Linked DNA regions of Homo sapiens: regions 2 and 3 are each linked to region 1. A link is a contact called in ENCODE Hi-C or POLR2A ChIA-PET data. All regions are on one chromosome and are shown on one strand. The core of a region is the stretch at or near the end of the contact, and the rest is flanking DNA. Distances in the headings are between cores, read along the strand shown.

Evidence for each region. Hi-C counts contacts between places; a loop is a spot of excess contacts on that map. ChIA-PET counts read pairs that join two places held with the same protein, here RNA polymerase II (POLR2A). Pooled maps may share reads with other maps.
Region 2: a loop to region 1 is called in a pooled map, with 8 times the contacts of the local background. The contact joins the promoter of ZNF304 here to the promoter of PPP2R1A in region 1. A Hi-C loop is called at or near these places in 4 of 50 pooled maps. POLR2A ChIA-PET finds 5 or more read pairs at or near these places in 3 of 52 experiments (CD4-positive, alpha-beta T cell, HCT116 and naive thymus-derived CD4-positive, alpha-beta T cell).
Region 3: a loop to region 1 is called in a pooled map, with 2.9 times the contacts of the local background. The contact joins the promoter of ZNF552 here to the promoter of PPP2R1A in region 1. A Hi-C loop is called at or near these places in 1 of 50 pooled maps. POLR2A ChIA-PET finds 5 or more read pairs at or near these places in 2 of 52 experiments (AG04450 and WTC11).

What each region holds. Positions count from the first base shown.
Region 1 is chr19:52,188,331-52,191,305 of GRCh38, reverse strand. It overlaps PPP2R1A (protein phosphatase 2 scaffold subunit Aalpha), which reads right to left and starts at 1,254. Exons shown (of 15, transcript NM_014225.6): 1 at 1,132-1,254. The coding sequence starts at 1,209. RefSeq lists enhancers at 1,039-1,278, 729-1,696, 1,609-1,828, 1,839-1,888, 1,919-2,048 and 1 more.
Region 2 is chr19:57,349,908-57,352,880 of GRCh38, reverse strand. It overlaps ZNF304 (zinc finger protein 304), which reads right to left and starts at 1,610. Exons shown (of 3, transcript NM_020657.4): 1 at 1,184-1,610. The coding sequence starts at 1,216. RefSeq lists enhancers at 1,308-1,377, 716-1,574, 1,528-1,617, 1,575-2,434.
Region 3 is chr19:57,813,586-57,816,285 of GRCh38, reverse strand. ZNF552 (zinc finger protein 552) reads left to right here and starts at 1,373. Exons shown (of 3, transcript NM_024762.3): 1 at 1,373-1,575. The coding sequence starts at 1,543. RefSeq lists an enhancer at 1,049-1,098.

The DNA of each region.
Region 1 (2,975 bases), core at 5-2,504:
ACAGAGACCCAAAGCGGTGAAGTAATTTGCACAAGGTCACACAGCAGGTGGGAGGTGGACTTGCAGTTCTAACTGTTCTCAATCCCACACCAGCCCGGCTCAGAGCCTTGGGTCACCTCATCCCATAACCAGGAATGTTCATCCGGGCTGGGCGCGGTGGCTCACGCCTGTAATTCCAACACTTTGGGAGGCCGAGGCGGGTGGATCGCTTGAGGTCAAGAGTTCCCGACCAAGCCTGGCCAACATGGTGAAACCCCGTCTCTGCTAAAAATACAAAAATTAGTCGGGCGTGGTGGCTCGCGCCGGTAATCGCAGCTAATTAGGGAGCTGAGGGGCGAGGATGGTTTGAACCCGGTATGCAGAGGTTGCACTGAGCCGAGATCGCGCCACTGCTCCCCAGCCCCAGCCTGGGCGACACAGAGACTGTCTCAAAAAAAAGAAATAAATAAATGTTCATCTGCTTAGCAAATCCCTCAACCCCTATCCTGGTCAATGGGAGGATCCGGGGAGATGGGGAGGCGGGTTTCTACAACCTAATTCGCTCCTAAACTTGGCTAGTCCCCACCTTTGGTGGGGGGGTGTTTTTGCGTCCCCGTCCTCTTAGGACACCTAAACCAAAATGAGAGGCGGAGGAAGAGCAGGAATTAGGATGGCAGGCCTTCGCCTCTCGGTCCCCACTTGGCCCAGCAGTCGAAACCCAGAAAACAAAAAAACCTTCCCAGGTCCCGACCCACCCGGCGGCCCTCCCCTACTTGGAGCAAGTCATGCGCGCCCCACATCCCCAAGAGGCCATTCAGAGGCCGCCGCCAATCACGGAGTCCTCCTCTCTCCCAGACCCAGTCCGCAGACCCCAGCCCTGGCCACAACCTCCCAGGACCGCGGACCGCCGCGCGCACAGGGCAGGCCCGGGACCCTCGAGGCTAGCGCTGGCCCCCGCCCTCCACTGGGCCGACACCCAATCGGGAGCGCCGTCTCAAGGAGTCCGGGCAACCGGGGAGATAAGAGACGCACGCTGATTGGCCGTCGCCCCCTTCCGCCACTCCCAGCGAACGCTGAGTCTTCTCCGCGAGGGCCGCCCGTGCCCCCAGGTACCCCTCCGCGTCTTCCCCAAGTCCCCCGTAGCCTCCGGACCTGAACGTCCTCATTGCGGAGTTCGTCTATGAGCACCGCGATGGGGTACAGCGAGTCGTCGCCGTCGGCCGCCGCCATCTTGGCTCCGTCCCTTTCCTGTCAGACTGCGGCCAGCGCTGTGCTGAAACGTGGGGGGGGCAATGCTGGGAGAAGAAGGAAGGGCGGGCGTGGGGGCGCCCGAGCCAGTTTACAGGGGCTGCTCCACGGCCATTGGCCGCGCTACCCAGGGCTAAGCTCGCGTTTCTTTGGTCCGGACTTGTGAAGTCCCGCCCACTTCCGATTTGCCATTGGTCGAGTGAACAAGATTTGACTAGTTTGAGCCTAGGAGAGGGGGAAGAAAGCGGAAGTTAGCCGTGTCCTAGCGACCAAGATTGTACCCGCCCTGGTCGCTGCTAACAACGACCGAGACGAGCAGTAGTTTCTAGCCAATGAGGGGCGACATGGGGAGGAGGCTAAGCCTGCCCTTTCTTGAGTCCCCGGGAAGGCTTCTGCGCGTGCGTCGGTGGTAATACGTGACGTCCTGTGGGGAGCTGGAGGGTGTGCAGGTTTTGGGTTACCAGGCCGTGGTTCCGCTGGCTGGCTGGCTGGCTCTCCGCGCCGTTGCGCGGCAGGAGGAGGGAGTGAGACTTTGATTTGTGCTTGATTTATGCCAAGGCCCAGAGAAGGGAGCGACTTGCCCTTCTCTCTTTTTTCTTTTTCTTTCTTTTTTTTTTTTTTTTTTTTTTACTTTTTTAAAGACAGGGTCTCGCTCTGTTGCCCAGACTGTAGTGCAGTGGCAGGATCTTGGCTCACTGCCGCCTGGACCTCCCCGAGCTCAAATGATCCTCTCGCCTCAGCCTGCAGAAATAGCTGGGACTATCGGCGCGCGCCGCTAGGCCCGGCCAATTTTTAAAAAAATGTTTGTGGAGACCGAGTCTCACTGTGTTGAGCTCAGTTGCCTTGCTGTTTGGATGAAACCCAAGCCCCTCGGGCTGGTATTCAATACCCTGTCTAGGCGCGTCTCCCATCTGTTTTTTACCTTTTATCTGATGTCCTGGAGAATTACAGCTGCCTGAGCACTTCTTGCGTTTTCATGCCAGCAAGCCTCCTTGCCCAAGCTGTGCGTTCTGCTAGGGGTGCCTTTCATATTCACTTCTGAGATCTCTGCATAAATGCCTCCCCTTTACTCCCTTTCCTCTCTGTCTTCAGGCTCTGTTCTCTAGGCTTCCAGAGCCACAGAACCCCTCTCTCTGTCTCTCCAGTCCCATCTATCTCTCTGTCTCTCCAATCCCATCTCTCTCTCTCTCTCTCTCCAATCCAATCTCTCTCTCTGTCTCTCAATCCCAGAGCCTGGGCTGTGACTATGTATTCGAATTTGTTTCCTCCATAGAGTGGGAGCAGGATTGGATCTGACTAATCTCTGTTTTTAACCTCTTCAACACAGCCCTACCCCCCCACCGCAATCTTAGGACCACTCTAACTGAGGGAGTTGAATGGGGATGGGAAGGCCTGGGATGCTCTTTCCTCCTTTATTCTGCTACTTGAAGGGCTAGGCTGAGCTAGCACTCTGACAGATCTGAATACCCACAGCATCTATTTCTTTTTTCTTCTTTTTCTTTTTCTTTTTTTTTTTTTGAGACGGAGTCTCGCTCTGTTGCCCAGGCTAGAATGCAGGGGCCCGATCTCGGCATACTACAGCCTCTGTCTCCTGGGTTCAAACAATTATCCTGTCTCAGCCTCCAGAGTACCTGGGATTACAGGCGCCTACCACAACGCCCGGTTAATTTTTGTATTTTTAGTAGAGACGGGGTTTCACCACTTTGGGCCAGGCTGGTCTCAAACTCCTGACCTCAGGGTGATCTGCC
Region 2 (2,973 bases), core at 361-2,860, 5.2 Mb before region 1:
TTGATGGCATTTTCATAATTTTACCAGCTACAGCAAAAACAAACCAACCTTAGGGTCATCCACGACTCTCCTCTCTTTCACCTTTCGCATCAAAAAATCCAATCACCCTACTTTAAAAAACAGAAAATTTACCAACTTCTCTCACCTCCACAGCCACACCTCTAGACCAGACACCATCAACACTACTGCAGTAGCTGCTCCCTCATGCTCACAGTCTGTTCTCAACCTGAAAGCCAGAGAGAGCATGTTAAAATCTGAGTCAGATCATCTCCCTCCTCTGCTCCAAATCTCCCACGACTTTTACCACACTCAAGACACCTCGGCCAGCCATTCCTGCCTAACTCCTTCCTCTGATACCTGTTTCCAACAAAGGTAATTAAGACCTGAGATTCCCTGAGCGCTCCAAACTCAATCCTACAAGCATTTGAGCGTACCTGTTCCTAGGTCTGATATACTTTTGCAGTACTCATCCCATTGGTCGCCAGGTGGGGACTTCTCCACATAACTCCATACAACTCATGGCCTGGATTCAGGACACTAAACTAGAAATGACCTCCATTCACTGCCCCCTGTCTCAAGTGAAGACAGTCATGTGAAGAATCCCAGGATATCATCACTATGTCTCATCAGAGAATCTGGTCAGCCTTCCTTATAAAATACATACAAAACCCAAAACCCATACATTCTCTAACCTCTGCTGCCACCACTCTGGCCCAGACCATCAACGCTCACCTGGACTATTTCAGTAGACTTCATCTTGATCTCCCCGTCTACCCTATAATCCCTAGTCTACCCACTCTGCAGCCAGAGGGAGCCTTTTAAGAACTGCGTCAGAGGACCTCCCTTCTCTGTACCAAACCTTGCATGACTCCCAGCACCCTCAGAAGAGAGGACCAGCTCCTCGGGCGGCCATTCCAGGCCTACCTCTGACCCCCTAGTCCCTGTTCTCACCAGGCACAGAGAGTTCCCGGAACTCCCCAAACTCATTCTCCTCTCCATGCATGCATTTGTACGAACTGCCCCTGCGCCTTCGAGTCCGTTCCACACCTTATGCCACTGATGAGGGGAGCGGAACCCCTCCACATAATGCGACGGAGTGAGCACCCTGAAGTGCGCGATGAGAGCGAACATCCCAGGACACACCAACCAGGCCGGGGTGCGCTTGAGGGATGCCCCCACTCACCTGAACCCGGTCCATCAGCACCGCCGCTGCCATGAGAAGCGGATGAACAGTCTGTGCCCTGTGGGCTCAGCCGAAACCCCACGCCTCCACCGCGCTGGACGCCCTCGGGCTGAGTGTAGCACTCCAAGTCTCAATCTACCCGGTGTAAAAACGCTCACAAGACTAAGGCGGCTGCTTCTGGGGGAGACAAGGACAAGAGGACGTGTGTGGAGGCCTCGGTAAGAGCCCAGCCCCGGCAGACACCTCCGCGAGAGGCCGCCCGTCCCACGACAGGGGTCATGGATTGTAACAAAAGCGCGAAGGAAGGTCCTGCAGTCTTCACTGTCTTTCTTTGCTAGGTTCCACGAGAGCCGCGTAGAAAGCCGACCCGATCTCTAGAACTCAGCCTTCACAACCAGAATGCACGGACCGGGCATAGGAAAAATACGTCACGACGGCGACGCCAGAAGTCTCGCCCCTGCAGCCCAGAGCAGCAGGAAACGCCCAGTTTCTGGGCTGTCATTGGCTGCACGCCGGCTAACAATGAGCTGGGCACAGATTTCTGGGTAACGTAGTTTGTACCCTGCATCCAACCAGGCAACGAGCGCCTTTCGGGTTCTCCCGGATGTCTGCCAAGAGGCGTCGTGCAGGGAGGGGGAGAAAAGACTGGGAAAACGATATCTCGGAGGCCACAGCTGCTTTTAAAGGGTATGCACCCTGATTTCCATGGCCACCTGGGACAATGCCACGCCACTGAAGTCGCCAGCAAGGGACCCATTCTTCAATCCTGCTTCTGAGGCCCTGGGAAACCTGCTTCACCTCTCTCAGATTTGGGGATTGAAACGTATTAATAAATTGAACGTTGTCTGTATTTCGTTTGTGGGCCTTTTTGTAAAACATTGAATGTCCTTCTAATTTTTCTAACATATAAAGAAAAGAGATGTAATTAGCTACCTTTCTGCTGGCTGTACAGGAAGCATGGTGCCCGTATCTGCTTCTGGTGAGGCCACAGGGAACTTTTATTCATGGCGAAAAGTGAAGGAGGAACTTACATGTAACATGACGAAAACATGAGCCTCTTCTAATTCATTGCTTCCCAATTTGATATGTAGTTTTACAGCATCAGCTTCACTATGAACTTAAAAAACCTGTGAATTCTTGGACCCAACCTATACCTTCTGATAAACTCTGGGGATGGGACCCTAGCTGAAGTTCAAGAACTGGAGGTCTTTTAAAGTCATTAGCCAAAAACAAAACAAAACAAAAACAAACAAAAAAAAATCAGTAAGATGAAAAACACTACAACCAACCTCATTAGGAATATGGGAAGTGAGGTAAAAAGTACTTAACACCAGGCCTGGCACATCGTGCTAAATACATACAAGCTGTTATCAGTCTTCCTCAACACAAGGTTCTCACATACACTGCTTTAGGAAGATAAATCAAAGATCCACCTTTTCAGGATCAGTGTGATTTTGAAAAAAAAAGAAAAAAGTACAATTATTCCCTCACTCATCAAATAGCATCATAGATAATAGTTATAATTTTTTTTTGAGACAGAGTTTCACTCTTGTTGCCCAGGCTTAAGTGCAATGGCACGATCTCAGCTCACTGCAACCTCTCCCTCCCAGGTTCAAGCGATTCTCCTGCCTCGGCCTCCCGAGTAGCTGGGATTACAAGCATCCGCCACCATGCCCGGCTAATTTTGTATTTTTAGTAGAGATGGGGTTTCTCCGTGTTGGTCAGGCTGGTCTCGAACTCCTGACCTCAGGTGATCCAACTGCCTCAGTCTTCCAAAGTGCTGGGATTAC
Region 3 (2,700 bases), core at 124-2,623, 5.6 Mb before region 1:
TGTGCCTGACCCATGCTTCTTTGAGACAAAACACCACGCTCACACCACACGCACACCACAAAACAAAGAACAGGTAAAAAGGGCACACATACACTTTTACCGTTTACACCAAACCAGAATCAAAATCCAAATCAGAGTATCCAGAAATCCAAGCCAGGTCAAAACCAAAACGAAAGTATCAAGCAATCCAAATCAAGTCAAAAACAAAAACCAAAGTGCCGGTACAGGCATGCCGTGGGTGATCAGGCCACCCTTCCACTCAAATGGAGTGGGCAAGTTCCAAAGACTAGTCTTACCAAGTTTCAGATGTCCGGACTCCAAGTGCCTGTTCCTTCCCAGTGTTCAGCCGCTGCATTGATCCTCTGTGGGGGCCTGCCACACGCCACTCTGGCGAGGTGTTCCACTGGGGCAATTGCCTACCCGGGAGTGCTCTCAGGTTCTGCGTCCCTCAAGCTGGCCAGAGTCCCCTGTAGGGATGCTCCACAGGGCAGGCCTAAGCTGCCTAAGGGGCTGCCTCGACTATCTGTTAATCACCTGGCTTCCCAGTCAGGGAACCAAGAAATGTAGCAGGACAAGCCGCAGGGCTGTATTCAGCCTGGAGCTTTGGCAAGACTCACATCTCCAACTACCAAGCTCCCCAAGTGAGGAATTCCTGTCCCTTTTAAGGGCTTACAACTCTAAGGGGGTCCACATGAGAGGTTTGTGATCGATTGAGCAAGCAGGGGGTACACGACTGGGGGCTGCATGCAGTGGTAATCAGAACGGAACAGAACAGGACAGGGATTTTCACAATGCTTTTCCATACAATGTCTGGAATCCATAGATAACATAACCGGTTTGGTCAGGGGTCGATCTTTAACCAGGCCCAGGGTTGGCACCTGGCTGTCTGCCTGTGGATTTCATTTCTGCCTTTTAGTTTTTACTTGTTTCTTTGGAGGCAGAAATTGGGCATAAAACAATATGAGAGGTGGTCTCCTCCCTTAACAGCACAAACGCTTAATTAACATTTCTTTTTCTTTTGAGACAGGTTCTGTCGCCCAGGCTGGAGTGCAGTGGTGCAGTCATAGCTCAGTGCAGCCTGGACCACCTGGGCTCAAGCAGTCCTGACACCTCAGCCTCTCAAAATTTGGGATTACAGGCGCGCGCCACCGTGCGGGTCAGGAGGCTTCCCTGAGGGCCCCGGAGGTGGAGCTGGGCTTTTCCTTCCGAAGCGCCCCTGGGAATCTCTCTCTTTACGGCCTTGGAACCTGGGAAACTACATTACCCAGAAAGCTCTGCGTCAAATGACAGCACGGCAGAGCCAGTGAGAGTTCACATTGAAGGCGTTTCCGTGTGCGCAAGTAAGGTAGAGGCGGGACTCCCGGCGCCCTTTAGTAGCGACCATTTCCATTGGCGTTAGGGAGTCCTTGGAGCGCTGTGTTGGGACCGTGGTGGTGACTGGATCCAGGAGGTCGAGAGTCGTTCTTCTCTTTGCACAGACGTGACTCTGCAGCTCTTTAACGGCGCCCGCTGCTCTCAACCCAGCTTACCCCACGTGGTCCCATGGCGGCGGCCGCGCTAAGGTTCCCCGTTCAGGTAATTGTGGCGCCTTCCGTGCTCTCCGGTCACCTCCTAGTCACACAAGTCCTAAAGCAGCGAGGGAGCGGCACCTGTTTACGGCTCTGCAACCCGGACCCGGCGTCGGGACACTGAGGCGCTCTCGGGAGGGATCCCTGTTTCAGACACCCGTGGGATGCGGTGGGGAGAGCGACAGGTACAGGGAGGGGCGCGGGCAATGGCCTGGAGATGGACGGATCCGGGAGGATGGAACCTGGGGTCCACAGGCGCCTGTAGGGAACAACCTGTGAGGCGGAACTCCTCCTGGAAAAGCAAGGAGGCTGGGGGCTGTGAAATCATTGCGAGGACACTAGAAATAGGAGAATTTCCAAGAAAGAAGGGACTGGATCAAAGTCCAGGCTTTTAAAGTTTCCTAAAGGCCAAATAAATAACAGAGTAGAGAGGGGATGACGTTGGGGCCCTTTGAGATTGAATCCTTGTAGATCATATAGGTGGTAGAGATGACACTTTGTGCTGAGACACGCAGGTTAGACAATAGTCCAAGGTCACCTGGCTCCGTGGACACAAAAGCGTTCAGGGAGGCCTGAGCTTACCAGATCCTATCAGGGACACAGTCCTGTAAAGTCAGCCTCTTCCCTCAGGCCTTTATGGCTGTAGAAGCATTTAAGGAACGCATACAAGAAAGTGGAGGGTGGGGCCGGGTGCAGTGGCTCACTCCTGTAATCCCAGCACTTTGGGAGGCCTAGGCGGGTTGGTCCGGAGGTAGAGACCAGCCTGACCAACCATGGAGAAACCCTGTCTCTACTAAAAATACAAAATTAGCCAGGCGTGGTGGCGCATGCCTGTAATCCCAGCTACTTGGGAAACTGAGGCAGCAGACTCGCTTGAACCCGGGAGGCGGAGGTTGCGTGAGCCGAGATCGCGCCATTGCACTCCACCCTGGGTGACAGAGCGAGACTCCGTATCAAAAAAAAAAAAAAAAAAAAAAAAAAAAGAATGAGGTGCGTTCAGAGAGGGTATCTCTGCTGTGCTGAAGGTGCCACATTGGGCTTTCCATGACCTCGGCCATACTAGGGGAAGTGCCTGTCAGGAGGGGGTGGACTCTTATATCACAGCCACCGCACAGATACCTATTTGTTCAAC